6 separate regions of the Mus musculus genome follow, and all the other regions are linked to region 4. The links are chromatin loops, found by intact Hi-C in ENCODE. Cell type or tissue: gastrocnemius. All regions are shown on one strand. Region 1 holds the start of Gm34590 (a long non-coding RNA gene). Region 2 overlaps Gm46515 (a long non-coding RNA gene). Region 3 overlaps Ywhaz (tyrosine 3-monooxygenase/tryptophan 5-monooxygenase activation protein, zeta polypeptide). Region 4 holds the start of Pabpc1 (poly(A) binding protein, cytoplasmic 1). Region 5 holds the start of Zfp706 (zinc finger protein 706). Region 6 overlaps Ywhaz (tyrosine 3-monooxygenase/tryptophan 5-monooxygenase activation protein, zeta polypeptide).

Region 1 (5,000 bases), 330 kb before region 4:
TCATGAACATACCTGGTTGGGTAGCTCTTCCTCAGGCCATGTGAGCGCGTAAACCAGGTATTCAGGTCTGAGAAGTCCAAGTTAAACCGCACAGACAGGGCCTCAAGCTGGCAATGATTTTGACGAGTAACAAGGACACCCCCCAGGGAAGTCAGCCACGGAGCTGAGGCTTACTGCATTGTCTTATGCTTCCTCAACACAGTCCTGAGATAGCCCAGGGAGCAACTCCATTTTACAGACGGAGCAACCCAGGCGTTTAGAGAATAAATCCCATTGCCCAGTGTCACACGATCACCAAAAGTGAAGATTCAGGTGGTCAGTCAGGCCTTTGGCCATGTTTGCAAGCACTGTACCATTGAGCTGCATGGTGAGAAACCATTTTGTTTTGGAGGATAAAACAAGACTGAAGCATGATGCTCCACGCCCCCCCCCCCCACACCCAGTCCCCCTCTCCTAGCTCTATTCCCTTTCCCCGTATCTATATCAGGATTAGCTATGCAGTTCTGCAGACCCCTCCTCAGGCCTCTGAACCAAGGCTTGCATTTAAACACACCCCAAGGGCGTGCACCTTTGGTTATTTCACACTCTGGCCCAAGCAACACTCACCACCTAGGGAACTTTACTCAAGGCCAGGGTCACACACCGCTGAGTGGGCTGGGTCGGTGGGACTGGGTGCAGACTGGTATCTGGTATTTATTTATTTGTTTGTTTGTTTATTTATTTATTTTATTTTATTTTATTTTATTGTGCTGCCGCCGCCAGGAGAATGTCGCGGGGTTCAACCTTTGAGGTCTATTGAGCAAAAGCAAGGTGGTGGTGGCAGTGCTGAACAGTGATGTCACTGCGGCAGAGCCAAAACCTAGATAGGAGCGTGCAAACAGCATCACAGAGGATGCCATGGTGACAGGCTAGCGACAGTGCAAGACCGTTTCGAGGGGACTCCTGGGCGTACCTGACGTTGCGATGGCAACAAAGTAGCGCGGACGTCCTTTCCCAGTGCCTGGCGCCTAGTTCGCGCGCGCACGCGCGCACGCACGGGAGCGGCGGATGGGGCGAGGACAGGGACGGGGGTGGGGTAGGGGAAAATGCAGCAGTATGCGCAGGCTCAGAGGTGTGGGAGCCACGGGGCGGCGGCCGGTGGGGCGGGGTGACTCAGTGCGCGGAGGCGGTGCGGGGGCGGCGAGCGACCGGGAGCCAACCGCAGCCGCCGCGGGCCCAGCCTGCCTGGCAACAGTCTGGGCCTCCCTCCCCTCCACCCCTACCCACGAGGAGAGGGTGGGGGTGCTGGGCGGCCTGCAGGTGCGGCGTGATGGCACGGCTTTGTCCCCGCACGGCATGGAGCAGTGCGCCGCCCGCCAGAGCTGAGTCACTGCCGGGTGTGTGGCCAGATGGCCCCACCCGCATGGATGCAGCCCTTGGCCCAGCCGGGCCTGGTTGTGGAAATGGACGGGTTAGGGACAGGGCTTAGGGGTGGCTTCTGTGAAGCGCCCCAGGGGAGGGAGAGGTCCAGTTACCCCCGGCTAGCATGGGTTAGAAAGCCCAGTAGCCACCGCAACCCCTTAGAGGGGCTGGAGGCAAAGCTCAGACAGACCCGGAGCAGCGGGGGCCCAGGAAGGTGCCTCCTTGCCTGAGAGATTGGTACAGCCCCAGTGGCTGGCCTAGTGCCACGTGGAGGATGTGAAAGAAATGTAGAGCCCACTACCCTGTTAAGTAAAAGTGGGGACACCTGCATTTTAACAAATATCCCAGCTCTTTTCACACTGGCAGCTCGTGCAGTGCACTTTGAACATGACCCGTGTTTAGAAGATGGGCCATGGAGGTTGCCTAGAGAAACATAACTAGGGTCAGCAGTTAGGGTAGAATCGGTCAGCAGCCCCCCAGATGTGTGCTTATGCGCACAACCCAGTGTGCTGCTCTACAGTAATTCCATGAAAGAGTAAACCCTACTCTGAACTTTTAGTTTTGAGAGGCAGGGCTTGACCTCGAGGGATTCCTGCCTCAACTCTACAGGCTGCCTCAAGTTCCCCACCCACTTCTGGGTTCTTCTGTGGTAATGAACACCACCTGCAACCAGCAGCAGCCACTGGCACTTTGGTGCCTTTTGTTGTTTTTCTGGTTTGCTACGGTGTGTGGTTATTGAACATTGAGCCTACTAGACACTAAGACACATGAAGTCCTGACCTCTGTTACTTCTAGATGTCAGCTCAAGCCGAGTTTTGTTGTTGTTGTTGTTGTTTACATAATCTCCAGTTGAAAGGTCTGCTAGTCTATCAAAGGAGGACAGAGAAAAAAATTCACTGAAAATTAGGCTTAAGGCAAATTTAACCCTTCGCTTGGCAAATGTCATCTAATCCCCGTTAAGAGCCCATAGTGGAGAAACACTCTGAATAAAGACAAGTTACATTTTGAGCAATTTGAAGTGTGGACACAGATATATCTGGGGGCAGATGGCTTTGATTTAAATCTCAGCAATGCCACTTTGTAGTCACATGACCTTGGGCTAACTTGTGGCATCCAGTTTTCCCTTACTGAAGTGCGTTGACGACATGTCACATGCTGCCTGAAGAGATTTACAAGGTTTGCCGTGTAGCCACCACTTTACAGAGGAAAGCACAGCTCAGGAGCTGCTACAGATGCCCCATTTGCAGTTGAGCCCTATTGCCTGCCAGCCCTGCCCTGGGCGTCCTCTTGCCTCATGACATGGCCATCAGGCAATAGCCACGAGTGTGGTCAAGTATGACTAGCGTGTGTGTCTCTGTGTAGTTAGTAACTGTGTGCACCATGAATCAGCACAAACAGGGTCCTGGAGTTAAGTCAGCTAATTCATACTATCACTTCCTGAGATAGGAATTAGTGTCTTCATCTTCATCTCTCCGGGAAGGAAGCAGGAGCACGGAGACTCCGAGAAGCATCTGAGAAGCCTGCATTCTCAGGCCTTGGTACCTAACCACTGCATTGTGTGGTTGATATCAGGTAAGCATGTGGGTTACATAGCAAGTGAGAGGTGAGGGAGTTCACCTCTCACTTGACCCATCAGACAGCAAGGCTGGGATTTTCAACTTTCGTCAGCACCCTGCTTCTATGTACGAAGCTCCCTTCTAGCCCCTGAAAATTGGTGTCAACATGAGATTGTTTAGAGGGGCTTTGCAAAGCTTTGGGTTCAAGCAAGCATCCAATCCAAGATTGACACAAAGTCAGCCTTCAGGGAAGGCATTTTGGGATTCAGAGACTGTGAATATGTCTCTCAAGCCCAGGGCTTACAAATGCTTCCAGGACGCAGGGGAGTGGTGGTTTGCAGACTCCATCATTGACGTCAGCCCCCACAGACTGCCCCCACTCTGGACCACAGTCCACATACTAACTGTTCCTCTCAGCTCCTCTCTGGTCTCCTGTCTCCACTCATCTTCAAGGTCAAACTACAAGTTCTCTTCTGCACCACCTCCCTCTAGTGTACTGGTTCTCAACCTATGGATTTCGACCCCCTTGGGGGTCCTTTCACGGGGGTCACCTAAGACCTTGGAAAACACAGATGTCTATTTACATTATGAGTCATAACAGTAAAAATTACAGTTATGAAGTAGCAACAAAAATGATTTTATGGTTGGGGAGGCACTGTATTACAGGGTCTCAGAGTCAGGACAGGAGAACCCCTTGCTTGGCTAGAGCATCATTCTCGTGATTGGGGCTGAATGTCTGCGGTGAGAACATCAAACTGTGAGGTGTAAGGACGGCAAGGTATCTTCTTGTCTCTCTAGTTTATTGTAACCACCTTTAAGACTTGGCCAGGCATGTCCCACCTTTGGACACTGTGTTACATTGAAGGTGTCACAACGTTCATACTCTAGAAAAACAAAAACCAAAAAACAATAAAACACCAAAAACCTCCCAGAAATGGCTTAATGTTTACAGTGGAAACAGTTTTGTGTCGAGCCATATTCACAGCCCTTCTTGGCCGCAGGTTCGACACACCTACACCCTTAACCCTTTTGCCTGGGGTGGATTACATGTTCAGTCCCCCAGATTCATGCATTGAAGCTTGGTTGGTTTAAGTATGCACCCCAAAAGTGTGTATGAAGCAATCTTCAAGGCAACAGCATTAAAGACTTGCTGTTGAGTGGGGCCCAGAACTCAGCCGTCATTAATGGGTTAATGCCCATGGTAAAAAGTGTTGAGGCTGTGAATTTGAGCTCTTTTACCTTCTGCCATAGGATGGTGCAGTGGCTGCCTTAGGGTGGTGCGGGCTGACTGCGTGCAGTTCTCAACCTTGGACTTCCCATCCTCTAGAGCAATGTTTTCCTAGTGCTTCAGCCCTTTAATAAGGTTTTTTGTGCTGTGGTGAGTGAACCACATAAAATCATTTTGTTGCTAATTCGTAACTGTAACTTTGCTACTGTTATGACTCATAATCTGAGATGCAGGATATATGCTATGCGACCCCTGTGAAAGGGCCATTTGACCCCACCACCACCACTAAGGGGTCACAACCCACAGGTTGGGAACAACTGCTCCAGCACTGTAAGAAAGAAATGCCTGTTCTTAATACATCACTGAGTCAGCGGTATTGCTATTACAGCAGTGCAAAAGGGCTCAAGGCAGAGCCTCAATCCCCATGTGATCTCTGGTATTTCAAGTGGGCTGGGGGGAGGGGGAGGGGGGAGGGGGGAGGGGGGAGAATCTTGAGGGAGGAACCACTGTGATGGGAGTAGAGCACTTATAAAAAGAGACCGCTTGGGAGGCAGAGGCAGACGAATTTCTGAGTTTGAGTCCAGCCTGGTCTACAGAGTGAGTTCCAGGACAGCCAGGGCTACACAGAGAAACTCTGTCTCGGGGAGGGGGGGGGGCTGGGGGTGCACAGGTACACAGTACCCCCCCCCGCCCCAGCCCTCCTCCTCCTTCCTTCCCCTTTTCTTGTGTGAGGACACAGAGAAGAGGTAGCCATCTGTAACCCCAGGTTCTGTGAGAGCCTCCTCTAGACACCCTGTGGCATTGTAGCCTTAGGT
Region 2 (5,000 bases), 78 kb before region 4:
TGAGTCATACAGTTACGGTCTTCTTTAAGATTTATTTTATTTTTAATTGACATGTGCTCATTCTTAAATGATGCTTTCTTTCTTTCTTTCTTTTTTTTTTTTTTTTTTTTTTTTTTGGCTTTTCGAGACAGGGTTTCTTTGTATAGCTCTGGCTGTCCTGGAACTCACTTTGTAGACCAGGCTGGCCTCAAACTCAGAAATCCACCTCCCTCTGCCTCCCGAGTGCTAGGATTAAAGGTGTGTGCCACCACGACCAGCTCAAATGATGCTTTCAACATGTTTATTTTTACTTCTTTTTCAGTTGCCATCTCTGTAATCTGACCCTTGCTTGCTCTGCTCTACCTTTCAAAAGTTCTTCCTTTTCAAGTACTCCTCCCTTTTCAAATGCTCCTCCCATTTGAAGTGCTCCTCCCTTTTCAAATGCTCCTCCCTTTTCACATGCTTCTTCCTTTTCAAATGTTCTGGCTTTTGTTTGACAGGGGTCTGAGAAGTTGGATCGTTGTGTCTTGGTATAGCTGTGTATAAACATTTTTCCTAAATGTTCAGTTACCTACAGATAACTGAGGAGTCCTTTTATTTGCTTGTAAATGTGACTTTTCTAGGTCATAGCCATCCTCTCTGCCTTGTATTTGATGCCATCTTTTAGTATATCAGAGAAAACAACTCCAGCTTAGGCTTGAGCTCAGGGAACTCTGGAAGGACACACAATGCTGGTATTATTTGCCACATCAAACGGTGTTCTTTATTCACTAACCCCTGGGCACGTTTACAAATATTTTTAAAGAATGCATTCATCGCTTACTATCTACACCAGAGAGATGGAAACCAAGCTTACTTTCTCTCTCACTTGTCTTTTAAAAGCATATTCATCCCGGTTGCCATTCAAACCGTGGAGAGAAATAAAAGCCAGTTGGTAACAGAAGCAGTTGTTTTAGACTGGGACGTAGTGATGAATCGGAATCCTTCTGTTTTCTCATTTGCGGAGCATCTGCGCTTTACCCTTATCCGTGTAAACCCCTAAGGACTTTGAGGGCTAAGTCTGATGGAGGGAGCAGTGGTATTTCCAGTTCTCCAGTTAGAAGAGGGCAGGGCAGAGGGAGAGCTCCAAGGAGAGAACTGGGGGCCACTTGGGAAGATAAAGGAACACAGTCACCGAAGCTGGCCATCATGACAGTGGCTAACACCAAGGCAGGTAAAATACAGGGCCAGGTCACAAACTGGGCAGGAGATGGGAGGGAAGTGGGGCGTGGTGGGGCGTGGCACCTGGGTGTTCCGGAGTAGTCATCTTGTTAAGCTTCTCTACAGAGAAATGAGCTCCTTCGTTCTGGGGAAACACCTGAAACCTGGGAGCAAAGTTTACACAATAGGAAGTTGTTAATGAACGGAGCCTTTCCAGGAAGTGCGTGAGGTGGAGCTTAACCCCCGGGAGAGAAGCTCGGTCGGTCGGTCGATGCTGTGACTCAGCCTCTGGCTTCATCAAGCTTCCGCCTCACCTGTCACGAGGGGGGAGGGGAGGTGGCGTTGTTTTGTAAACTTCCCAGAAATCCTTTATGGAGACATTCTTCAAAAGGGCCAAGAAGTCTAATTAGCCCTCAGCTATTAGACGCAGGGCTGCTCTAGATAGGGTATGGGGTAGAGTGTGATGACATCTGTCCACTTACCTCAGTAAACGAGACAGATAAGGTGTGGTGGCTCCATCTTTTCTGTCAACTTGACTATAGAGAGACTCTGCTAGGAGACATAAGGCTGGATGTTTCTGTGACACTGTTTCCACAGAGGTTTAACTGAGGTGGGTGGCAGCACCCCCTGAGGCAGGGCTGACTAACAGGAAAGGGGAAAGCCAGGTGAGCAGCACCCTCCCTCCCTCCTCCCTGCTTCCTGACTGGATGCAGTCTGCCAAGCCACCTTGCATCCCTGCGCCATGATGGACAGACTCTATTCCTCAAGCTGTGAGCCAGAATGAGCCCTCTCTTGCTTAAGCTGCTTTGTCAGGTAGAAAGGATTCAAAGCATACTAATAAATCTTTGGAGGAGATGCCGTTGAGGAAACAGGATTAACTTCTGAAGGGCCTCTGCACATCTCAGGAGCCCCTCATCTCTTTGTGCTGAGGGCTAGTTTCTCAAGGCGACAATCCAGCACTTCCCAGCTGATCCATGAGAGGTGAAGCAGGTGCTCTGTACAAATGTGACCTGCCTGTGACAGGGGGTGCCTAGGAGTGCGCCCAGTGATCTGGGGGAATGTGCCAAAATACACTTCTTACTGAAGGGGTATGGGCTCGGATGTACTCCAGTGTGTAGACACATTCTTGCCACATTTCAGTTTTCCTTAAAGAAGACAAACATGGACTGTTGTGGGCATACATGTTTGTAACCCTAGACTTGGAAATCTGAGGTGAGAGAGTTACCATGAGTTTGATGACAGTCAGAGCTACATAGCAAAACCTTGCTAAAACAAATGAAATTAAATTTAAACAACACAGTATAAGCGTGTGTGTGCACCCCACACACACACACGCCCCACTCCCTCCCCACACACGTGTAAGTCCCAGCTTAGGCAGGCATGGACGTGTAAGTGATACAATAAGAAGTGGTGCAGAATCCTCTTGAAATGGGAGTCTTGGTTGGACCCAAGAACAGACAATAGAGTGAATAATCAATCAAATAACCCTAATAAGGGCTAGGTGTGTGACTCAGTGTTAATGTGGTTGCCTAGCGTTGGTGCAGAACTGATTTTGATTCCCAGCAACACAAAGAAAGAAAAAAGAAAAGAAAAGATGGGAAATATGGGTCAGTAGGTTTCTGGAATCAACATAGTGAAAGGAGAGAACTGACTCCTGCATGGTCTTTTCTGACCTCTATACACATGATGTGGTATGTAAGCACCCATGTGCATGCACGCACACACACACACACACACACACACACACACACTATACATACATACATATAATACATACACGTACATATACATACATACATACATACATACATACCTATTACATATTTTTAAGAAGAGAAGAACTAAAGCCAAGTTGTCACTAGAACATAAATTAGAGCTGGCTAATAGTGCAACATTTCAACTTGTTCTCCACCATGACAGCTTTTGCTCTTTTGTGGACTGTTGGAGATGCCACAACAGAGACCCGATGTCCCTCTGAGCTTGGCGTGTCCTTTGTAGTATGGTAAGTACAAAAAGGAAGATGAGAACCTCCACACAATATTTCAGAATCTCTCAAACGCTATGACATGAAGAAATTAGACTTCTCAGTTTCTTCTTCTCCCCATTGTCCAGATGCTCCCAGGTAATTCGCAGCTCTGCTCCCACACCCTCAGCTTTGCACCCCTCTTACTATCGTCCTTTGTACCCCTTCCTGAATTTGCCAGAGGCTCACAGGCCTCATGTACCCCAGGATAGCCGTGAATGCAATTGTAAGCTTACTTTAAACACTAGTGTGTGTGTGTGTGTGTGTGTGTGTGTGTGAGAGAGAGAGATCTTTCTTGCAACTCAGCTGCGTGATCCTCTATTGTGAACTCTGTAGATGATATTGATGTTATAATGACAAAAGATTGACTCATCTTGTGTATTGATGCCCACGCTCATATATGAATGAATAGGGGATATACCAGTTCTTCCTTAGGAGGAAAGATGCAAGGAGAGTTTGTGTTTAAGTTTTTACTGTGTTTTAATTGACTTAAGATGGGGCCTCCATGCTGTGCTGCAGGGCGTGTGAGGAAGAGGTCAGAGAACAACTTGTGGGAATCTCTCCTAGCACTGTGAGGGTCCTGAGGATAGAGCTCAGGCCGCCAAGCTTGGGAGCAGTACCCTTACACACTGAACTATCTCACAGTCCCAAGTTTAATTTAAACTTACTTTTTGAATAACAGCCAGAGTGCTGTTATTAATCCAGCTCAAATGTGGTGAACACTATTTAGGCCTTAATAAAGGGTGCTGGGTGCTCCTTTCCTCGGGAAGCTGAGTTTTGGGGCATGCTAATGTTTCTAACACATTTAACCTCCCCAGTATACTATAAGGCGGGTGGAACTATTCCTATTTTACAGATGAAAAAACTGAGGTTTAGAGAATTAAGTACAAGAGGGTCCAAGAGTAATTGCACAGCAGGAGCCAGATACAGGCCAGCACATCCCTGCGACTTTTCTTGCTCTGTAGTAAGTATTCACAAAATTAGTGAAGACAACGTTACTGGCTTCAGTACCCATTGCTGGCTACAGTGCCCATAGGTACCTACAGTGGTGGGTCTTGGTTTTTGTTGTTGTTGTTCCCTGTAGTCTTAGGTGTGACAACTCAGAGATCCAGGCGTGTGTCACCAGACCCACCCACCAGGATCTCATGAAGCCAAAATTAAGATGTTAAGTTAGGTATGGTTGCTCACACTTGTAACCCCTTGTAATCCTGAGCCGGTAGGATCACTGTCCCTTTGAGGCCAGCCTAGGCTACATCATAATACTGTCTTTAAAAGAAAAAGTCAGCAGGACTCTAATTTTACATGAGGCATTAGGTTTTCTTGGCCGAATTCAATGCTGAGTCCCAGGCTTTGGGAAGCCATCACAGCCATGTGTCTGTGTGCTATATGACCATGTCTGTGACACGTAGACTGCTTTTCATGGGCAACAGGAGACCATATCAGATGCTTCAACCCCTCTTCTCAAGGAAACGCCCATTTTCTTCTTGAAGGGATCATCTGATTGGGCCAGACCACCCAGGGTAATCTCCTTTGGGTTAACTCAGTATCAACCTTAACTCATCAGTAAACCTATTTTTGCTTCATCTTGGCTGTATTATGTGACCTATTGATGGGAGTAAATTCCCTGTATGTTTGAACATCCTGCCTACATTCAAGGGACAGACATTTCACCATAGGACAAGGGCGCAGGGGATCATTCCAAAATTCTACCTACCTCACAAGTGCCAGCACCCACCTGACCCTGTGATTCACCCTAACGTTAGTTATAGCCTAGACAGACAGACAGTCACACGCATCC
Region 3 (5,000 bases), 180 kb before region 4:
AACCCGCCCACCGCCATTACCGGCGCAGAGAGAGGGCGGCCGAGCGGGAAGGGGGTGGGGGGGAACGCGAAGGTCCCGGATGTGCCCGCCAGTGAGGTGGGGGCGGGGAGAGGCTTCCTTCCGCGGGCCGCAGGGGCGGGGAGGGAGGGCAGCTCGCGGGGGCGGCGGGGAGCGAACCGAGCACGCGGGTGAAGGCAGGGTCGGGAGCGGAGCGGAGCGCGAGTACGCGCTCTCCTCCGCTCGCCCTCGGGCACGGGCGGGCCGGCCGGGCGCGCGCAGGGGAGCGGCGGTTGCGCCGGGCCGGAGAACTGTGGGCACCAATCAACGGTTGCCATAGCAGCGTTTGACGTCATCGTGCGTGTGGTGCCCCTGCTGCCGGGGCTAGTGATTGGAGGAAACCCCGTGTCTGCGGAGCGGCTGTAGCCTGTGAGCAGCCAGATCAGGGACAGAGTCTCAGCCTCGCCGCCACCGCTGCTGCCGCCGCCGCCCAGAGACCGCCGAGCCGCGTCCGTGTGCCGCCACCCACTCCGGACACAGGTGAGGAGCCGCCCGAGTCGGCCTCCGGTCCCTTCAGCCCGCCGCCGCGCTGCGGCCCGAGAGGGGTCTTCTCAGGAGGACCCGGGCGGCGGCTCGGCTCTGCCGGGCCCGGGCAGGCGCCCACCGCCGCCCCCGGCCGCTTGCTTCTGGCCTGCCGGGCTGCTCATCGCCCCGTTCTGGTCCCCGGGGTGGGGGTGGCGGATGAGGCGCCCACGCGCGAGACCCAGGGGCTCCCGCTCCCGAGGGCGACCGCGATCCGCCCCCGCCGGCACCCTGCTTCCGCCCGCGACTGTGACTCGGCCGTGGCGCAGGTGAGGCCGCCCCCACCCGGGGCGCCCCCGCCACCCCCTCCCCCACGGCGGGGGGCAGCCAGGTAGCACGCGGGGCTCTGGGGTGGGGCCCGCCAGGGACCCTGGGCTGGGCTCGCTGGGGCCCGCAATGCCAGAAAGGACTCTCGGGACGCGCGGTGGGGGAGGGGCGCGGCCAGAGCTAGGCGTGGGGGTACCGGGGCACGGGGTCCCCAGCGTCCTGGGCTGGTGGGAGGTTCGCATCTTTCCAGGAGCTGCGGCCCCAGGATGGGGGCTGCGCCTGTCTGGGTGGGGCCCTGCCCCTCCCCCTACCGCAGCTGTCGGGACATCGGGGCTTGGGTCGGACACCGGCGGAGGGGACCCTGGGCGGGAGCGGGGTGTGTCCGGCGCGGGCCGGCCGCGGTTCCGCTTCTGCGGGCGCGGATGGCATCGGGCCCCCGGGGAGGGTGATCTGCTCCCCCTCCACCACCACCCTCCGACTGGGGCGGGTGCACGGACTGCTCCTCCCTCTGCCCGGGTGGGGGGGCGATTCACAGTCGGAGTAGGTTGGGCTCCTTGACACAGTTCCGCCATGACAAAGAGAGTCGGGGACTAGCGCGGAGGCACCAGCCTGGGCGGAGCCAAGGAGGGGAGGTGGCTGCGGATGGCGCGGACGCAAGGACTAGCGCTTTAAAGTCACCGCTGCGCGGTTTCGGTTCGCCCCACCCTCCGGCCTCAGGCAGCCAAGGGTTAAGTGGGTGCGGCGAGTATTCCCGCAGTCTGAAGGCGAGGCCCAGGAGCGCTCGTTTTCCTGTGAGAAACCTAATCCACTTCCCCTTATCCGGGAGGTTGGCGGGGGAACGTTTGTACTGACTTAGGCTTACATCATTTTTGGAAGCAACATTTACCAGTGACCGTTTCTAATGTTAGATTTCGAGACCCCGGGGGAAGTATGGGTTCACAAATTTTAAATAGTTAATGCACGGAAGGTACTGTGTCTCGAATTTAAGCTAGCCCTATCCGTGTTTCTGTTCTGGACACTGCTCATTTGGCTACCAAAAAGAGGTCCTTTCTGGAAAGGTAAAGGAAAGAATTTCCATGGTGGGCGGCAGTGACTCTTTATTCCTACACTTAGTGCATTCAGGTTGTGACTTTTCATTAAAGTGTATTTTGTGGGATCACTATATGATTTAGAATTTTGCTCTTGGAATTGTTGAAGAAATGAGAAGTAAATTGGAATCTAGGGAACTTTAAAATTGAGCGAAAGAAAACTGGGGAAATATGAGGAAGACCAGCTTGAGGAGTTGTGACTGCTAGAAATCCTGCCGTGACTCCAGACTGCAGCAGGCAGCAGACATCGGAAGCGCTTGGCTCCCTCCATGTGCTGTGGACGCCCTAGTGCTCACTCAGAGTAGGAAGTGAGTGTGCCTGTGTGCTAGGCGAGAGTTCATAGGACGCTGTTTAGACACAGATTGGTCTTGGGCTTAGTGATTCCTGGTGGTATTGTGTTTAAGATAGTTTAAGCAGCAATTAGGCAGTTTTCTTCAGATAATTTTATACCATGATCAGCTGGCAAATGTTACAAGTGTAGTAGATCAGGGTGGGAGGGTGCTAAATAAAATAAAACTTAGTGGCTCTTTGATAAGAGTATATACATTAAAAAGCTAGAATATAATTACACTGACATGACTCACGATTCTGGAAGTATGCTTATAGGCATTGTAGGTCCCGGTCCCTAAACTGACCCGCACCCCCAATGCGCATTCCTGCATGCACACTAGAGGGAAAGTTGCTCAGGTGTACATCATTTAGTGTCGTTGGGATCTAGGGATCTTTGGCCAAGGAGAGTAGAGGTGGGTCTCTGGTTTTGTACCCCCTGCCCTGCAGCTTAAAGGTGGGTTTTTTTTTGTTTTGTTTGTTTGTTTTGGGTTTTTTTTTTTTAAGGAACTGGTGTCCATATATGCTTTGATCTTACTTGAAATTGGAATCTTCTGAACAGGTGGAACGCGCAGTTAATTTCACAACCTACTGTTAATATGCAGACTAGGCTAGTTTTCTGGTTGGTTGGGGTTGGGGGCTGCCTTTTAATTGCTCAAGCTGGTTTGAGGTACTGGTGTGCCTTATTTATTTATTTACTTATGACAGGTATGAGTATGTATTTTTCACAGGCGTTTTCTGAATGTTTTTCTTCTTCCCTTTACAGAATATCCAGTTATGGATAAAAATGAGCTGGTGCAGAAGGCCAAGCTGGCCGAGCAGGCAGAGCGATATGATGACATGGCAGCCTGCATGAAGTCTGTCACTGAGCAGGGAGCTGAGCTGTCGAATGAGGAGAGAAACCTTCTCTCTGTTGCTTATAAAAACGTTGTAGGAGCCCGTAGGTCATCGTGGAGGGTCGTCTCAAGTATTGAGCAGAAGACGGAAGGTGCTGAGAAAAAGCAGCAGATGGCTCGAGAATACAGAGAGAAGATCGAGACGGAGCTGCGTGACATCTGCAACGATGTACTGGTAAGAAAGAGTCTGTGAATCTGCCTCAGCTTCACGGGCGCCTTCACAGGGCCTCTGGTGCATTTTAGAAATTGGCTGTTACATAGATTAGAACTTGTCATCTAAAAGGTGCTATGGAACAATTGTAGAACGTTTCTGTAAAGTAATGAAAAACATTACTTGATGGTTTGTGTTTCTGTAGCACTAGAGCTGATACTCATAAATATATGTGGTATGGACTGTCTAGAGCCAGTTCCTGTCTGGATTAGCCGGTATAATAGAATGAGTCCTGGAGAAAACTGGATTGCAGTTGCTTGTGTGGATTTATTTGTTGTAAGTCAACTTTGAATGTTAACAACCAATGAAATAATCTCAATCTCGGCTTTCCAGGTTTTACAAGTGCTTAAGTATTTGGCACCTACTGTGTTGAAATACTTTGCTTCTAGGAGCTAAAGAGATTAAACAGTACATTTGTGTGGATTTCCTATTTTAAAAAATAATACGTTTTTTGTTTGTTTGCTTTTGTTTTGTTTTTTTTTTTTTTTTTACTAAGAAAATTTTGAGGGTAAAATCTAATAGAAGACTAATCAATTATTTTTCTAAGGCAGAATCTGTTTTACAGCCCAGACTAGGCTTAAACCTCACGTTGTTGGCTCTGCTGTCTTGGTCTCCCAAATGCTTAAAAGTCACTATGTCTTGCAAATTAGAATTCCTTTAAGACTATTTTTATTGATAGAAAAGTTTTCTAAATTGTACTTTTTTTGTTCTTCAAGGTGTTTTCAAGCTTTTTAAAGATTTAACCCATTTTAAGATAAAAACAACTGAGATCACAGCCTACTTAAAAAGCTTTTGCTTTGGGTACATTTTTATTTGTTTCTTTATATAATAGATTGTATGACTGCCATTTTTCCAAGGTTGAAAATTGCTATATTGAAGGTAAATCATATACCTATTTTAAAATTATGTAACTAAGAACATTTAAAATTGGATAGGTATCCACTTCATAATAATAATGTTTTAGGTATGTTTCTGCTTTTCTTGCTTAATCTGTTTATCACTAGATTTTATTCAGCCTAATAGGTTTTGTGGAGTTTTTTTTTTTTTTTTTCCTCCTAAGTACTGGTTTATATTTTGGTTTTGAAGGGTATAGTTAACAGATTGTACTTTCTCCTAAGAGGTAAAAGGGACATGCTAACCTCTTAGGCTCTTGCTGCAGCTCCAGGTAGGTGTTTGCATGTTTTCCATGGGCAGGCTATAGAGAAGTTCTCAAATTCTTGTGGCTTTTCCCAAGGAAAGACCAGGTGGTTTCTACTGTCTCCTTGGTTTCCTTATGAAGAAAACTGAAGTTATCTCTAAATAGCCTCTATTAAGGGTATGAAGGGGTTCTGGTCATTTCCTGCCTGCATGAGTGTGTCTCCATCAGGATGGTTCCAGCTTTTCACAAGGTCTGAGTCAGGGGTTCCCCTTGAAAGCTTAATTTCTTTCCCACACATGTGACTTAGAGAATTGTGAACAGGTTTTTGCCTCTAGTCTTGATCTTTTCAAAAGTACAGCTCTGGTTTATTACATATTAATGCTCAGATACCATTGAAAGGTTTCTTGAGAAAGAGGGCTATAGAATTAGGTCAGCAGTCCTGCTGGCATTCCAAGGCTTTGTTTTGCTTTTCAGCTTGAGAAGGCTCAGTAAAT
Region 4 (5,000 bases):
TGTTAAAAAAGATACTAAACTATGTGGAACCAGCTGGTTAGAAGTGAAAGATAAGTGATCAGAAGCCTCAGCCTACCAAACCACTCAGATAAGCAACAGTTGCCATCATCCATAGATAAAAACAAAGCTCTCGATTGAGGTCCAAATCCTTCCTACTTTCAATGGTGTGGATTCCAATTCCCTTGTGTCTCTCCTAGCTATCTTTCTCAAGGAAGTCTCTGCTTCTAGATTTCTTTGCACAATTATCCCTCCTTAGAATAGGACACTGGCATCCACTTCCTGTCAATAACTGCAGTGGCTTAGGAGTCCTAATTATTAGCTCTTTTTCCAAAGAACTAATGTTCAGCCAGGTGTGGTTGTGTATGACTTTAATTCCAGCACTCTGGAGCAGAGGCAGGCTGATGTCTTTGAGTTTGAAGCCAGTCTGGTCTAGTGAAGTCCAGCACAGGCAGGGCTACATAGACACATCTTGTCTTTAAAATATATATATTAATGTGGAAAGAAAGACTATTGTAGAATGCTTCTTCTCTCCACCATCCAGAGCATCCATTTCCTGTACCAAGTTATCCTGAAAGCTGAATTATTAATTGGACTTAACCGTTTGGAAGTGTGTACAAAATAGATCCGCAGCTAAAACATGTGTAACAGTTCTTTCTGGAGGAAAATGAAGGTAAGACCTGGGAGCTATAGAACACTCAGCCCTCATTTAAGTTAGTGCTTGCTAAATGCTTGCTCTCTGACAAAGTAGACCATTTCCCCCTACTTCTGCCCTTTACAATCATGTCTTCATGGGGTCCATTAGAAGACATATGCTAGAGACATATGCTCAGTGGGTAGCAGCACTTGCTCTCCCAAAGAACCCGAGTTTGATTTCCAGGACCCACACTAGGCAGCTCACACCCAACTCTATCTCCAGCTCCAGATCTGATACCCTCGTCTCACCTCTGTGAGCATCATTCATGTGTGGCATACACTCACAAACACACACTTTTTATTTTTAAAGGTAATCTTTTCTTTCAAGAGGATATGTAAAAAACAGTAGGTAAAGGTAGTGATTGTACCTGGTTTTAACTTTTGCTGCCATCTTTGCATATTACAACGGTCTTATGTTCATGTCCTTGGAATGTGTGCTCAGAGGAATATTGCAGGAGTTGGTTCTTACCTCCCATCATGTTGGGCCTGGGGAATCCAACTCAGGTTAGGCAGGGCAATAAACACCTTCACTGAGTTATACTGACAGCTTTCTCAAAGGCCTCTTCCGTTTTCATTTCGTTTTATATTGCTCTTTGCCTAGGAGCTTAAGTACTAAAATGATGTTGTTTTCTTTTAAACACTAACAATGGAATTTTCACTTTCATATTTTGAAGAAAAATTTTAGAATAGATTCTAATAGTAATATCCCACCTGATAAAGTGCTGGGATTCGATATTCACTACACCTTCAGGTTTATATTTATGGTGACCAGAAAAACCATTATTAACGTCCTGAGGATAAGAACTTTGCTTCGTTATCTTTACTTTAGGGTACCCAGCACACGATGGACATTCAATGACTATACTAATGGATTGATTTTAAACTACTTTCCTAGTAGACTGAACGGTGGTGTTTTGATGAATTATTGTTTTAACTAGAGCCTTATTTGAGTAAACAGATTTAGATTACATAGCATAATGTGTCTTCCTAAAGAACAGCCTTAAGCCGGGCAGTGGTGGTGCACCCCTTTAATCCTAGCAATTGGGAGGCAGAGGCAGGCGGATTTCTGAGTTCGGGCCAGCTTGGTCTACAGAGTGAGTTCCAGGACAGCCAGAGCTCCAGAGAAATCTTGTCCCGAAAAAACAAAAAAACAAACAAACAAACAAACAAAGAACAGCCTTAAATGATACTCATGTGTTAAGCATACAACATATTTTTCAAAACTGTTATCTTCCATCAATATGGGTGGGGAGGTGAAGATGGGGGAGAGGGGACAGCATCTGTGTAAGAGTCTCCGGACTTAAATTCTAACTGAGAAGAGTTATAACTAATTTACACTAGGCAATAGGCTAGGCTAACGATCATTGAAGAGCTGAGCAGTCATTTAACTTCTGACACCATTAACGGTAAAAATAGTACTATTTGCTTCACTTCCCACACATCATTGTCAAAGGATGTTTATAGAGGACTTCAAAAACTGTAAAACCTACTAAAGTGGAGTTTTTGGGTTGATGTAATGTCATTTCTACGAGTTGATATATTTGTGCCTATCAATCATTTATATTAATCCCCAAACCCTGGCATCCAAGAGCTAGATTAGGGTGGCCCTGACCTCAGAGATCTGCAAACCCCTCCTGCCTTTCCAAAGCTGGGTTAAAGGCGTGGGCACCACGCCTGGTGAAGTGGGTTAAAAGCGTGGCCAACCACGCCTAGTTAAGCAGGCTATCCAGGTTTGTTTGGGTAAGAGTGACAGATACCGAGTAATTATGAGAAACGCATACTTTAAAGGAAAAAAAATTTTTTTTTCGAGTCCTTTTTACCACTGTAAAAAATGTAGGAAGTGGCTAAGTGATTCCAACAGAACATCTTAAGCGCCAGACTCCCAACTGCCTTTATCCCATCCCCTCCCCTCCCCCTCGTCGGGGCCGCGGACCCGTGCTGGGTCACGCCCGGGACGGTTGGGGTCCGGTTGAGGTCAGCCAGCCCGCGGCCGTTGAGAACTCCAGCTCCCGGCAGGCACCGCTTCCGCGGCCCACGCGCGTGGCGGCGCTGCCCGCTGGGACTCGTAGTGCGGTCCGGGTAGGAGAACGAGGCAGTTACCCTGCCTCCTTCCGCGCACACCTAGGAAACCCGGCCGGCAAGGCTCACGCCCGCCCACCCGTTTCCAGCGCCGCTCGGGGGTGGGGGGCTAGCGAAGCAGAACCTCAGCCGGGGCGGAGGGAAGAGGCCGCCACTAGACGCGCACGTGGGGGGCGGTTGGCGCCCAGAAACCCGGAAGCCCCGCGCGCTGCCCACCCGCTGCGCTGACGGGTTAACGCTCTTTCGGGCGGGGGCGGGGCGTGTGCGCAAGGGGCGTGACCAGCGGCCGCGCCGAGGCCGCCCACTGGCCGTCCCGCCCTTTCCTGGCTTTGCGCAGCGGGAAGTCGGCCCCTGGCTGTGGCGCCTGCGCAGAAGCCCCGCCCCGCCTCGGGCCCAACCCCCACGCCCGCAGCAGCGGCAGCCGCCGCCACCTCTCCCTTCCTCTGCGCTTTCCTCCGCCTCCTCCGGCGCCGTCGCTCGCGTAGGGCCCTGGCGTCAGACGCGCGTGGGCGGGGCGAGTGCGGCGGGGGGTATAAGTAGAGGGTGCAGGAGGCGGTGCTTCCCCTTCTCCCCGGCGGTTAGTGCTGAGAGTGCGGAGTGTGTGCTCCGGGCTCGGAACACACATTTATTATTAAAAAATCCAAAAAAAATCTAAAAAATCCTTTGAAAAAACCCAAAAAAAATTTACAAAAAAATCCGCGTCTCCCCCGCCGGAGACTTTTATTTTTTTTCTTCCTCTTTTATAAAATAACCCGGTGAAGCAGCCGAGACCGACCCGCCCGCCCGCGGCCCCGCAGCTCCAAGCAGGAACCCAGAGACCGAGGCCTTCCTGCCGCCCGGACCCAGCACCGCCAGCCTCGCTCCCCCGGTTCCACGGCCGTTGAGTACGCGTCGATTCCGGTTGAATTTTGTCCCTCTGCGCTCGCCCCCGCTCCCCTCCCCCCGGCTCCGTCCCCCGGCCCCGCACTCGCTCTCCTCCTCTCACGGGAAAGGTCGCGGCCTGCGGCCCCGCGGGCAGCCGTGCCGAGATGAACCCCAGCGCCCCCAGCTACCCCATGGCCTCTCTGTACGTGGGGGACCTGCACCCCGACGTGACCGAGGCGATGCTCTACGAGAAGTTCAGCCCGGCCGGGCCCATCCTCTCCATCCGGGTCTGCAGGGACATGATCACCCGCCGCTCCTTGGGCTACGCGTACGTGAACTTCCAGCAGCCGGCGGACGGTGAGCGGCAGGCCGGAGGGTGGCGGGCGGGCGGCCATGCGGCCGGGGCGGCGGGCCTAGCGGGGCGGGCGAGGGGGCGGGAGGGCACGGCGCCGCAGCCCCTCGCGGGCCGGCACTTCCTCCTCTGCGACCATTTTCTCGCCATCGGTCGCTCTCAAACTTTAGGGCGATGACGCGCCCGGAGGGTGGTTGAGATAGCCTTCACCGCGCTCCCGCCACAAGCTGTGGGATTCGGGGGTTTCGAGTACCCTCCTGGAGCGGCGGGTGGAGGTACCCCTCCATCCCCTGCCCTGGCCCGGCAGTCAGGCCGGGGAGGAAGTACGATTCAGTGTTGGGAAATACCACGTGTTGAACCCTGTAACCTCACAGGCCCGAGGCCTGTTCCTGCCGGTGGCTCAATCGCTGGGAGGAGCCCTAGGCTTTAGAAGAAAGTTAAATAGGGTGATGCCTGGTGGTGGTGGTCCTTAGGGTCGTAAGCTCGTTCCTAATAGCACATCTCTGACCTGTGGACCAGGAAAGGCACCTTATACCATATATAATTGCTTGGGGTTTTCCCTAGATGAAGTATTCTTTAACCATGCCGTGGAGGAGGGGATGTGGAAGACTCTAGGGCACCAGACTCCTTGGCTCATTTTCAAACAAATTAGATCTTAAGTTTAATAGAAGTCGTTATTTAATGTATACATATGTATATTTTTTCTAAAATAGCACCTGTGGTTATGAATTTTAAACATGTTGACCAGTTTTGGTCCTAAATATTAGGGTAACCTGGATCAAATTATGCTGAGTTAATAGCATCCAACTAATGAAAGCTTCTTTGATTTTTCTTTCGTAAAGTGGTTTGGAATATCCATGAATCTTGGGCAATAATTAAGAAGTAACACATTGAGTTTGTTTTAAGTTTGACAATTCACTGAAACAGAAATCTAAGAATCAGATAAGATCTATGGCCTGATATCGTTGGGTTTTTAAATCTAGATGACTCTGATTTAGAAGTCAGCTCTGGG
Region 5 (5,000 bases), 400 kb before region 4:
CCAAGCGAGCACGTTAGGATTTAGCCGATTTTTCAGGCTCAAGTCTCCATCTATGTGAAAGTCCCTAGTAAGTCAAAATACCCTGAGCACGGAACCAGTGAGGGAACAATGGCAGCGAGTCTGGCAGGGGGTCATGGCCGAGCGGCGGCCACGCGGGGCCCCGGACGCGACTCCCCCGCCGCTCCGGCTAGCGCCTTACAGGGCTCCCGGCTGGCCAGGGAAAAACGAGGGCGGCGGGGCAAAGGCCAGGCCGGGTGAGTGAAACACGAAAGAGTGACTGCTGAGCCACTCGGCCGACAGCCGCCCGTAGACCGGAGGTCACACACCGCAAGGGCAGGGGGACACGCTGAGACGACACCGAGAGAGCGGGCGGGAAGCAGAGGGGCGGGCGAGGGCCCCGCAGTTCCCGTCTTAGGCCCCGCCCCCGCGCGCTTATGTAACAGGGGAGAGCTGCCATTGGCCTGCAGACCGGAAGGACGCGGGCATGCTAGAGGGGCGGGGCAAAGCCGCCGCAGGAAGGTGAGGGGCGGGACCGCGCGGGCAAGCAGGCGGCGCTGAGGCGACTGGGAGTGCGGCGCGGCGTGCGCGGGCACGAGCGACGGGCCTGCCTCGGGCTCAGGCGCGGCGGGCGCGCGCTGCGGCGGGTGTGCGAGGCGCGGGCTGTTGTGCTCCCGGCTCTGCTCGGTCCTTCCTCTGCGGGTGGCGGAGGCCCCAAGCGGTGCGGGGCTCGACCCTTCCTTCCCTACTCGTCCTGCCCAGCTCTTCTCGCGCTGCGCGGTCTCTCGGACGCCAGACCGGCCCGGCCCGGGTAAGCGGCGCCGCAGGACGCGGGAGCCGGGGCGGGAGGCACGCGGCGGCGGGAGGCCGGGGCGGGCGTCGGACTCCCGGCGGAGCGGGCGCGGGGCTGAGGGCCGCCGAGGCCTCGGGCGGGCCGGGCTGCAACCGTGGGGTTGAGTCTGCCCACGAATGGCTGTTGAGAGCTGGGATCGTGCCGCGGAGCCGACCTGGGCCCCTTGCTCTGGCTGGTTGCAGAGTGTGAGCCCATTTCCTGGCTCCCCGGCCTCAGAGTAAGTTGTTTCTCTTTAAGCGGCCCCTTAGGGCCTCCTTCTCAAGAGTCCTGGTATTCCAAGAACTCTTCCTGGTTCGTAGCTCATTTGCAGCCTCCTGGGAAAGCTAAAACTTTTATTAAAAATCAGCTGGTAACTGTTTGCAAACGATTTATTGCCTTTCAGTTTGTCCCACTTAATCAGGGAGCGATTTATACGTAAGATTTTGTCAAAAACTCGATGAGCTGGTCAAGAGCAAATTGTAAGTTGAACTGTCCGAAAGCAGGTGGTTGGATCGTTTGCACTTCTGCTTTCAGAAAGGAAATCTGTGCTGTCAGAAGTTAGGGGCCTGCCCCGCTCAGCTAGCCTGTTAGAACAGATCTCCTTTGCCTAGTGTTACATTTTGTGTTTATTGAAGCGTTTGCCTTTTTGTAACCGTTGGTGGTGGTAAAGAAAATGGGTTAAATCTTAGGTGTTCTGTTGTGTTTTAGGAGAAGCCCTAAACGCAAAAGTTAAAAAATAGTTTTTGCTTATCTGATGGCATTGTTTTTACAGCACGCTTCATGAAAAGGTTATCAAAGTAGCTGCTTTAATTTCTAGATGGCAAGGAAAGTTCTGGAATTACTGATGTGAGGTTCTGTAACTTAAGCATAAAACCCTTAAGATCTGTTCACCAAGTAATTCACATACATAAGCCATGCTTTATGGAAGAGTTAAGATGTTTTAGACAATCAGAATGATCTAGTAAAGATCTGATACTAAGACAGGGGGACATTAAGAGTGTTTTCAGGACTGGAGAGATGGCTCAGCGGTTACGAGCACTGTCTTCTCTTCCAGAGGTCCTGAGTTCCATTCCCAGCAACCACATGGTGACTCACAACCATCTATAATGGGATCTGATGCCCTCTTCTGGTGTGTCTGAAGACAGCGACAGTGTACCCATATATATTAATTTTTTTTTTTAAGGAATGTTTTCAAAGCATTGGTGTTCATGTATTGAAGACCCACCATCAAAATGTACTTTTAAATATGCCATTGGAACATGGTGAAGTGACACAGGCCTTAAAATCCCAGCCCTTAGGAGGCAGAGGCAGGCAGATCTCTGTGAGTTCCAGGCCAGCCAGAGATATGTAGTGAGACAACCCCCCAATATACTATTGAAACTTAGAGAATTGATACGGCATTGGTTTAAAAACACAAAAATGAAATATAATTTTCATGACAAACAGTTTATATTTGCCTTGGGTGGGAATCGAGTTCATATATTAGGCTGGCATATTAAACATTCTCATGGTTGGTGAAAGACTGGATGGACTTCCAGTTTGCTACGTAATACTAGTGGGAATGTGTCCAGTACGTGTGTGTTTGTTTAGTTTCCATTGTGGTGGGGGATGATGAGGAGAGCTTGATTGTCACTGAAACACTTTTGACTTTATATCCAGTAGCTAAAGAGAATTGCAGTCAGAAAAGGCCAACCCTCTTCATAGTACGGTCCCTTGTACATTCATGTCTTTTAGTAATTTCAAAGTTTAAAATGTAATTACAGTGCTAGTCAAAGTGGCATTGGACCTCATTTTAATGTGCTTCAAAGCACTACTCTGGTAGATGCTGGGTGAACAGGTTTAATTTGTGCTGTCTAACCAGAAGTCTGGTTTTAACAGGAAAATAATTCTTTTAAGTGACAATTGTTTTAACTCATTTTTGTTTACTCCAGGCCATTAGTAGTGAAGAATAGAAAGAACCTTTCAGCTTTGTAAAAGGTACCCTCACACCAGGGTTCTAATTTGTCTTTACAATGTGTGCGGCTGGGCCAGTGAGGTGGCTCAGCTGGTGAAGGCGCTTTCTGTCAAGCCCGAGGGTCTGAGTTAGATCCCCAGAACACAAGTTGTAGAAGAACACACTCACAAATGCTCTGTGGAGTATGTGTATCTGCGTGCACACAAATAAGTGTAGGCGTTTGTGTTTCTGTGCAGGAAAGTTTTCTTAAGGAAAACTCTGGATAGTACAATAGTTTAATGAAACTTCAGTACTAAAAGGAGTTGCTGTGTCCCTACATCTCTTTTCTAGGATTAGATGACAGCACTTATTTTAAAATGTGCAAATTGTAAGTCTCAGTAGTGGATGCTAGCAGGGAGAAACTACCTTTGTAATCAAATGACAAAGGAAGACTAAACTTTGGACTATCAAACTTTTGAAGGTTACATGTAAAGTAAAAGGAAGTAAAACCATAACTATATATACATATGCAGTAGGCATGGGAGTCTGTTGAGGGAGATGTGGTCTTGCTCTGTGGACCAGGTTGGCCAGGCCATGTGGTCTTCCTCCCTCTGCTTCCTTCCCAACTGCTCAGGCTGTGTGTTGATCTTTATTATTATTAAACAAACGCCTTTATAATCATTACCTGGTTTAAGATAAAGAATATTGTCAGCACCCTCGGAATGCTGCTTCTGTCACCGCCTCCCGTTCACTCCATAAATAGCACAGTGACCTCCTTAGCTGTGGATTTGCCTGTTTTGAACTTTATACAGGAAAGGCTTCTTTCCTTGACATAGAGATACAAACTTTATAGAAATAATTTATTCTGTTTGTTTTTGAGACTGGGTGTCTTTTTGTAGATCTGGCTGATCTGGAACTATACGTAGAATGGGCTAACCTCAGACACTCAGAGATCTGTCTGCCTCTGCCTGCTCAGTCCTGGGGTTAAAGGCACGTGCCACCACGTCTGGCTAGAAATGCCTTTTTTTTTTTTTTCTAATGCTGCCTGGCATTCCACTGTGTTATCTGTTTTTACCAATGATATTTGAACTGTCTGGTTTTAGAACAGGTTCTGTAAACATCCTTTTATACATTGATGTACATACATTTGATACTGTTGAGCATGCATTGTGAGGAATATACTCATTTGTCATCTAGCGGCATTGTGTGTGAGTTTGAGAATCCATTCACGCCACTTCCTGACCATGTCTGAAATTTACATGGTCAACTCTTATTGACTCATATTACTATGCTTAAATTGCTCTGTAGTAGAATGAAGAAGTCACTCTGGTGCCTAATCTTTTGTTTTTAGATATGGCTCGTGGACAGCAGAAGATTCAGTCTCAGCAGAAAAATGCCAAAAAGCAGGCTGGACAAAAGAAGAAACAAGGACATGACCAAAAGGCTGCTGCCAAAGCTGCCTTAATATATACCTGCACCGTCTGTAGGGTAAGGAGCCCAAGATGGCGCTTTCCTGTAGCTAGTTCTTACCCTGTAAAATGGAGAGGTTAAAGTTTCCCTACAACAAAATGGATGCCTTATTTGAACTAGTAGATGTGAGAGTGGTTTTTTTCCTAGGATATTATCTACAGTCACCCATTCAAGAAACATTTTTCCTTGGCCATGCACATTTCTCTTAACTGCTAGCTGGGAAAATGTAGGTAAAACAGTATCCTGCCCTTTGTAGAATAAAGGTGTCCTTGTGGAGTTTATAATCAATTCACTTTGGTTGCATTCTTAGTGTGGCTAAGGCTAAACCTTGTACAGGGCTGCCAAAAGTAACAGTGCCTGTATAATAGTTTTTTAACTCCATCTCCAGCAGATGCAGTGTGGACATATATGATACCACATATATTCACATTGAGAGCTCTTAGTAGAATTAACAAGTTTAAAGAGTTGTTTGGGAGTGTTTGCCATGTGTGAGTATCAAGGCAGGTGTGTTACCTGTAGTCACATGTTTAATCCACACAGCAACCACTGAGTTGTGCTGCTTCCTTCTCGATGTGCAGATGTACATGTTAAAAGTGACAAGCATAAGGTGTGCAGGTGATTCAGCAAGTAAGAGATAGGACCTGGGTCTAGGCAGTCTAGCTTTAAAGGATAGCCTCTGTGTGAGTTCACCACCCTTGAGGGTAAGGAAGTGCCAGAGGAAAAAACAGGGTTGGTCTGGTGTATAGATAGTCTTTTTAAGCCCTGTAC
Region 6 (5,000 bases), 170 kb before region 4:
CAGATGAGGATATTGGATTTCCTGGGACTCCAGTTGTGAGCTACCATGTGGGCCGTGGGGGACAAGTCAGGTTCTCTGTAAAAACAAGTGCTCTGAGCCATCTCTCTCTAGCCATGAAAAGAGTTTTTTAGTGCTGTGGCTAGCTGGTCATTGACTTGGGCTTGATCTTTTCTCAACAGTTAAGAGCCACTCACTGGCTAATCTTCAAGAGGACTCAGGTAATGAAACTCAAGTACATTACTGTCATCTACATGGTAGCTCAGAACTCTCTGTAATTCCAGACCTAGAGGATCTGACACCTTTTCTTGGTCTCTGCTGGCACCAAGTGTACATGTGTACAACATGTAGGCAGGCAGAATATCTGTATGCAAAATAAATTTAAAGCTAATAAGAATCGTAGCTCAGTTTAAAGTGACATGCTTGGATCCCAGTCAACCCAGAGGCCAGTTGTTTTGGCAGAATAAACAACTTTAGTTACAGTTAAGGATTCACATACTTGGAACCATGCTCTTTTTCCGTAATGGCTCTCCTTCCAGTTGTCCTTAGCTCTCATCTGAGAGCATTATCATCAGACTCTTTAATCATATCACAAAGATAATGATATGCCCCACAGAGGACATTTCTGTGTGGATTTTTATGGTAAGGAGTGAAAGTTAGGATAGTTGCGCAGACTTAACGGCCCTATAGTTAATATTTATTGAGTGACTGCCCATTATTTTGTAAACCCTGTGTCATAGAAAAGAAGATATAAAAATCTTCTGCTTCTAAGTCTCAACTAGAGAGGAAAATGACTTGTACACAAATAGAAGTAAGGCAGGGGAAGCTGCTTCAACATTTTTTTAAAGATTTGATGGGGGAAGAGCTGGGAATTTACAGACTAATGTGTGCAGGTTATAAACACTGTTAAAGTGTTGGGTTGAGGATGCGGCTCATTTGATGAAAGAAATGCACTTGGGTACCACCCTCAGCCCCAGCATAAAGGGCATAGTAGCTGTAATCCTGGCATGGACCTCTGTGGGTGATGGCTGAAGGGCCAGAAGTTGGACAGCCTGTGTCTTGGAGCTAGTTTCAAGGCTAGAGCCTGGGACAAAGAGACTGTCAAGCATCAATCAAACAAACAAAGGTCATATGTTAGGTGCCGTGTTCCTGTAATCCCAGCACCCCAAGCAGGAAATAACAAATTTGAGGTCAGTTTGAGCTATATGTGGTAAAACCTTGGCTCTGAAAATGAAACTGTAAAAAGAAACTGAAGACAAACATTTAAAATGGTGCTGGAGAGATGACTCAGTTGATAAAACACGTGCTATGTAAGCAGGAAGACCCAAATTCAGATCCCCAGCTCCTACTGGACTGTAGACCTCTCCTGGGGTGGAAGAGTCAGACAGATTCCTGAAGGTCACTGGCCAAGCCACCCAACTCAGCTGGGGTCCAGGTCTGTTGACAGACCCTGTTACAGAAAGAAGGAAAGAAAGGAAGAAAGAGGTGGAAGACACCTCAAGTTGACCCCTGTTCTGTCCGCGCACACAGCTTTATGATGAAGTAAGTGCTTGGTAATGGGACCTTGTTTTATGAGGCCCATGGTTATGCTGTTTGCAAAAGGGACCTTGCAGAGGAGGGTGTCAGAATACTTTATCAAGAACTGCTTGGTGAGTTGGTGTCTGGTTTTACCTATATTGATTAGTAGTAAAGGTTTGCCTTATAGTTAGTTGGTTAGTTATTTTGAGGCAGGCTCTCATTCTGTAGCCCAGGCTGTTCTTAAATAGAAATCCTGCTTTAGTGCAAAGCCACCACAGGGTTGTTTAGCAGTAGTTCCTCCCAGTTCTGTTTTTTCCCAGTGTTTACCCTGGGCCCAGTGACCCTGAATAGATGATCATGGTAACTTCCATTCAGAGGTCGTCTCTGTGTCTCCCTCCACCACCAACTGGTCAGAAACACCTAAATGCATTCCATCAAGCATTCAATTTTGTAAAGATGCTTTGCTTATTAAATTTTTGGCATAAACTCCTTTTTGTGGTATTTTAGGGTGCTGCCCAAGGAACTACTCTATCAGCGCCCTTGTTGGTTGACATGTAGTGACGGTCTGCTATGTGCTTATTGTTGGGAATGCATTGGAGTTAGTCACCCTCTGTCACCTTCTTCATTTCCTCATGTCAGATCTTTAAAGGTAGCAGCTGTCCATGAGACCTCACACACAACATTCAGTGTTGCCATAGGAAGCATTGTTAACATGTTTTATGAACACTTTACTAAATGGTTAGTTTGGAGCAACTGAGGTTACAGTTTGTAAGCACTCACCCCTTCAGCCACAAGGGGGAGTAAAAGACTTAAAACTCAGAAACAGTGGATAGGTTAAATTCATAGCTTAGCTTTCTAGTTAAGATTTTAAGAGAACTAGAAATGATGGTAAATCCTGTAGGGTAAAGTGCTGGGGAAAGTTTGCGTGGGAAGACTTGCACAAGAAATGTTAACCATGTTTTTGTAAAGTAGATTGCCTCTTTGGGGGTATTTAGTACTAAATGATGTGATGGCACAGAGGCAGAGGCTCGGTCAGGTTTGGAGGCTCACTCTCACTCTGAGTCACATTAAAGTTCAGCTGCGTTTTCAAATTTTAGTTTATTAGTTTTAGGGATCATTTTAGTGTGTTTTTTATTTGTGTGTGTATGTATTGATTAAAGTCTTTGAAGTCCTGCTCCTCCTGCCTCTACCTCGCAAGTGTTGGCACTTCCATATCCAGCTTTTTGTGTTTTGAAATAGGGTATAATTCATACCAAAGCTTGGGCTGGCCTCAGACTTGAGCAGTCTTCCTCCCAAGTGCTAGGGTTATAGGCACAAGCACCAACCCCAGCTTAGGACTTGTTCTTGCTAATGTGTTTCCTTCATGACCATTGATGGCAGTTCTTGCAGTAAGTGTAGGAAGTGAGAACTGTCCTCCCAAATCTTACGTTTACAGGTGCATCATTGCTTCTGTGCTGTCTCTGAAATTTTGAAATACAGAAATAAACTGATGTAGGAAGAAAGTGAAGCAAGCTCTTACAGTCTTTAGAAGCTCTTGATACTTTAAGGGTTTCTCTTTAAACAAATATTTTAACTCTGTGCGCGTGCGTGCACGCAGTCGTGCACCTAAACCACAGGACACTTTGCAGGAGTCAGTTTTCCTTCAGTGGAGGTCTGAAACATTGAGATCATGCCACCAGTCTTGGCATGAGGCCTTTAGCCAGCGAGACATCTTACCTGCTTGCGCGCTCTCTCTTTCTTTCTTTCTCTCTCTCTTCCTTCCTTCCTTCCTTCCTTTCCCCAAATGTGTGTCTGTTCATCACATGCATGCCTGGTACCCTTAGAGGCCAAAGGATCCCCTGGGGACTGGCGGTCCTGATGGTTGGGAGCCTTGGTTATCTGGAAGCGCAGCCAGCGTTCTTAACCAATGAGCCATCTCTCCAACCTCAATTTTTATGATTTAACCAGGAGTCTAACAAAATTGTTCCCTTAAAGGTTTTACCTAAATATAATGTTGACCCATTGTATTTATTAGATGGTTCCGGAATTCTATTCCCCTGCACAGCTGACTTACTGTCTGTTAGCTGGGCAACTTTTCCGGCAGCTTTTTATGGTCTTGGTGTTCCTTTCCTGGCACACGGTTTGCTTGCATTTGTAATTCTTTGTCACATGACTTCAGGCTCTCTTTGGGGCAGAGGTTCAGGTGTGGTGTCACATTACAGTGAGCAAGCCATGCTTGGGAAGTGTGCTTTGTCCTGCTACAGCACCAGCACTGCAGTCTGTTGGTACAGTAAAGGGCTTTGACGGGAAAAACCTGACTGATGGCCATTGTCTCAAAATCGGCCCACAGGAGGCCTGAGAATACCCAGGTCTCATCAAACAAAACCTTTAAAAGTATCCACTTTTTTTTTTTTAAAGGGTAAACTATAAATTACTTTGTTAAAAGTTGTGTGATCTATATGGGCTGGAGAGATGACTCAGCCAGTAAGAGCACTGACTGCTTCCAAGGTCCTGAGTTCAAAACCCAGCAACCACATGGTGACTCATAACCACCTGTAATGAGATCTGATGCCCTTTTCTGGGGTATCTGAAGACAGCTACAGTGTACTTACATATGATAAATAAATATTTTTTTTAAAATTGTATGATCTAAAATGTCTTTGCTCTAAAAGGGGGGGCAGGGGAGGAAATGTGCTCTCAAATTTCTAGGAAATCTGAGGATTCATGATTGATTGGGGATACTTTTCCTGGGATAAAATGGAAAGCAAACCTTGAAATTAACGTAGTGAAACAAGATACTTGTGCTACCTCGATGACCAGTTTCTCACTGGTCTTTGTTGACCTTTGGTCTAGAGAGTGATTTCCTCTGTCTCATGCAAGTGTAGACAGCCTGCTATGTGGCTGCAGCTTGGGAATGCTTGTGCTTGCTCTGACACCTCTGTGTCCTCCAAAGTGAGCACTTGGGGTGTCAGAGACACAGAATATTTTTTTTTCTCTTAGGAAAATATTCATTATCTGATAGAATCAGCCTCAGTTTATATTGTATCTTAATTGTTTAAAAATTAAATAGTGAGCTTTGTTTATTTTTGTATTTGAGAGATGGGTCTTTAAGGTACTAAGATAATAAAAATTTTTCTACTGAAGCTTGTTGTAAAATTCTTGTTTTTAAAGTAGGCTGTTGAAGAATTCATTCATTGTAATTCAGTCAGAATTTAATATTTGAGTGTCTTAGAAGCAGGCAACATGATGGGTTTTGGGTAGTGGTGTTTAGCTTATAAAATTTAAACCCATGAGACCCTACTACTCTACCTTATAGTAGGGTGGAGGCATGATCACTTGAGCCTATGAGTTCAGTTTACACCTGGGCAGTGTTGAGGTTGTAGCTTAAAGAACAAAACTGACTGCGTGAAAGTTAAAAGGTGTAAAATTGTTTTAATAATTGTACCTACTCTAAGAAAACAAAGGACAAACTAAGCCTTCCATTTTCTCTATCTTCCAGTAACACT

Evidence for each region. Hi-C counts contacts between places; a loop is a spot of excess contacts. Peaks named below come from ENCODE experiments on the same cell type or tissue, not always from the same donor. Only the 100,000 strongest peaks of a DNase experiment are listed, where the experiment ranks them.
Region 1: a loop joins it to region 4, with 5 times the contacts of the local background. A loop is called at or near these places in 2 of 42 quality-filtered maps.
Region 2: a loop joins it to region 4, with 2.6 times the contacts of the local background. A loop is called at or near these places in 2 of 42 quality-filtered maps.
Region 3: a loop joins it to region 4, with 4 times the contacts of the local background. A loop is called at or near these places in 17 of 42 quality-filtered maps.
Region 5: a loop joins it to region 4, with 4 times the contacts of the local background. A loop is called at or near these places in 13 of 42 quality-filtered maps.
Region 6: a loop joins it to region 4, with 4 times the contacts of the local background. A loop is called at or near these places in 21 of 42 quality-filtered maps.

Annotation. Positions count from the first base shown.
Region 1 is chr15:36,934,971-36,939,970 of GRCm38, reverse strand. Gm34590 (a long non-coding RNA gene) reads right to left here and starts at 1,976. Exons shown (of 8, transcript XR_875167.3): 1 at 953-1,976; 2 at 1-360. In gastrocnemius, no CTCF peak of the experiment used is centred here; DNase peaks (open chromatin) are centred at 198, 1,168, 1,601 and 1,981; H3K4me3 peaks cover 1,477 bases; H3K27ac peaks cover 2,104 bases.
Region 2 is chr15:36,684,900-36,689,899 of GRCm38, reverse strand. It overlaps Gm46515 (a long non-coding RNA gene), which reads left to right. Exons shown (of 3, transcript XR_001781660.1): 2 at 3,100-3,181. Among named protein-coding and RNA genes, the nearest start is that of Gm46515, 8.4 kb to the left of the region's middle. In gastrocnemius, no CTCF peak of the experiment used is centred here; no DNase peak of the experiment used is centred here.
Region 3 is chr15:36,789,016-36,794,015 of GRCm38, reverse strand. Ywhaz (tyrosine 3-monooxygenase/tryptophan 5-monooxygenase activation protein, zeta polypeptide) reads left to right here. Exons shown (of 7, transcript NM_011740.3): 2 at 341-537; 3 at 3,028-3,332. The coding sequence starts at 3,039. Among named protein-coding and RNA genes, the nearest start is that of Ywhaz, 3.0 kb to the left of the region's middle. In gastrocnemius, no CTCF peak of the experiment used is centred here; DNase peaks (open chromatin) are centred at 293, 1,403 and 2,208; H3K4me3 peaks cover 4,840 bases; H3K27ac peaks cover 3,046 bases.
Region 4 is chr15:36,607,307-36,612,306 of GRCm38, reverse strand. Pabpc1 (poly(A) binding protein, cytoplasmic 1) reads left to right here and starts at 3,334. Exons shown (of 15, transcript NM_008774.3): 1 at 3,334-3,993. The coding sequence starts at 3,801. In gastrocnemius, a CTCF peak has its summit at 2,750; DNase peaks (open chromatin) are centred at 3,196, 3,696, 3,883, 4,218 and 3 more places; H3K4me3 peaks cover 2,809 bases; H3K27ac peaks cover 3,034 bases.
Region 5 is chr15:37,002,936-37,007,935 of GRCm38, reverse strand. Zfp706 (zinc finger protein 706) reads left to right here and starts at 534. Exons shown (of 4, transcript NM_026521.4): 1 at 534-808; 2 at 4,114-4,250. The coding sequence starts at 4,116. LOC115488529 reads right to left here and starts at 2,230. Exons shown (of 2, transcript XM_030248876.1): 1 at 2,226-2,230; 2 at 1-1,080. The coding sequence starts at 2,230. The coding sequence ends at 132. In gastrocnemius, a CTCF peak has its summit at 1,956 (motif pointing left); DNase peaks (open chromatin) are centred at 490 and 1,373; H3K4me3 peaks cover 3,841 bases; H3K27ac peaks cover 5,000 bases.
Region 6 is chr15:36,778,428-36,783,427 of GRCm38, reverse strand. All of the region lies in intron 3 of Ywhaz (tyrosine 3-monooxygenase/tryptophan 5-monooxygenase activation protein, zeta polypeptide), which reads left to right. Among named protein-coding and RNA genes, the nearest start is that of Ywhaz, 14 kb to the left of the region's middle. In gastrocnemius, CTCF peaks have their summits at 314 and 2,296 (motif pointing right); a DNase peak (open chromatin) is centred at 2,302; H3K4me3 peaks cover 4,017 bases; H3K27ac peaks cover 4,413 bases.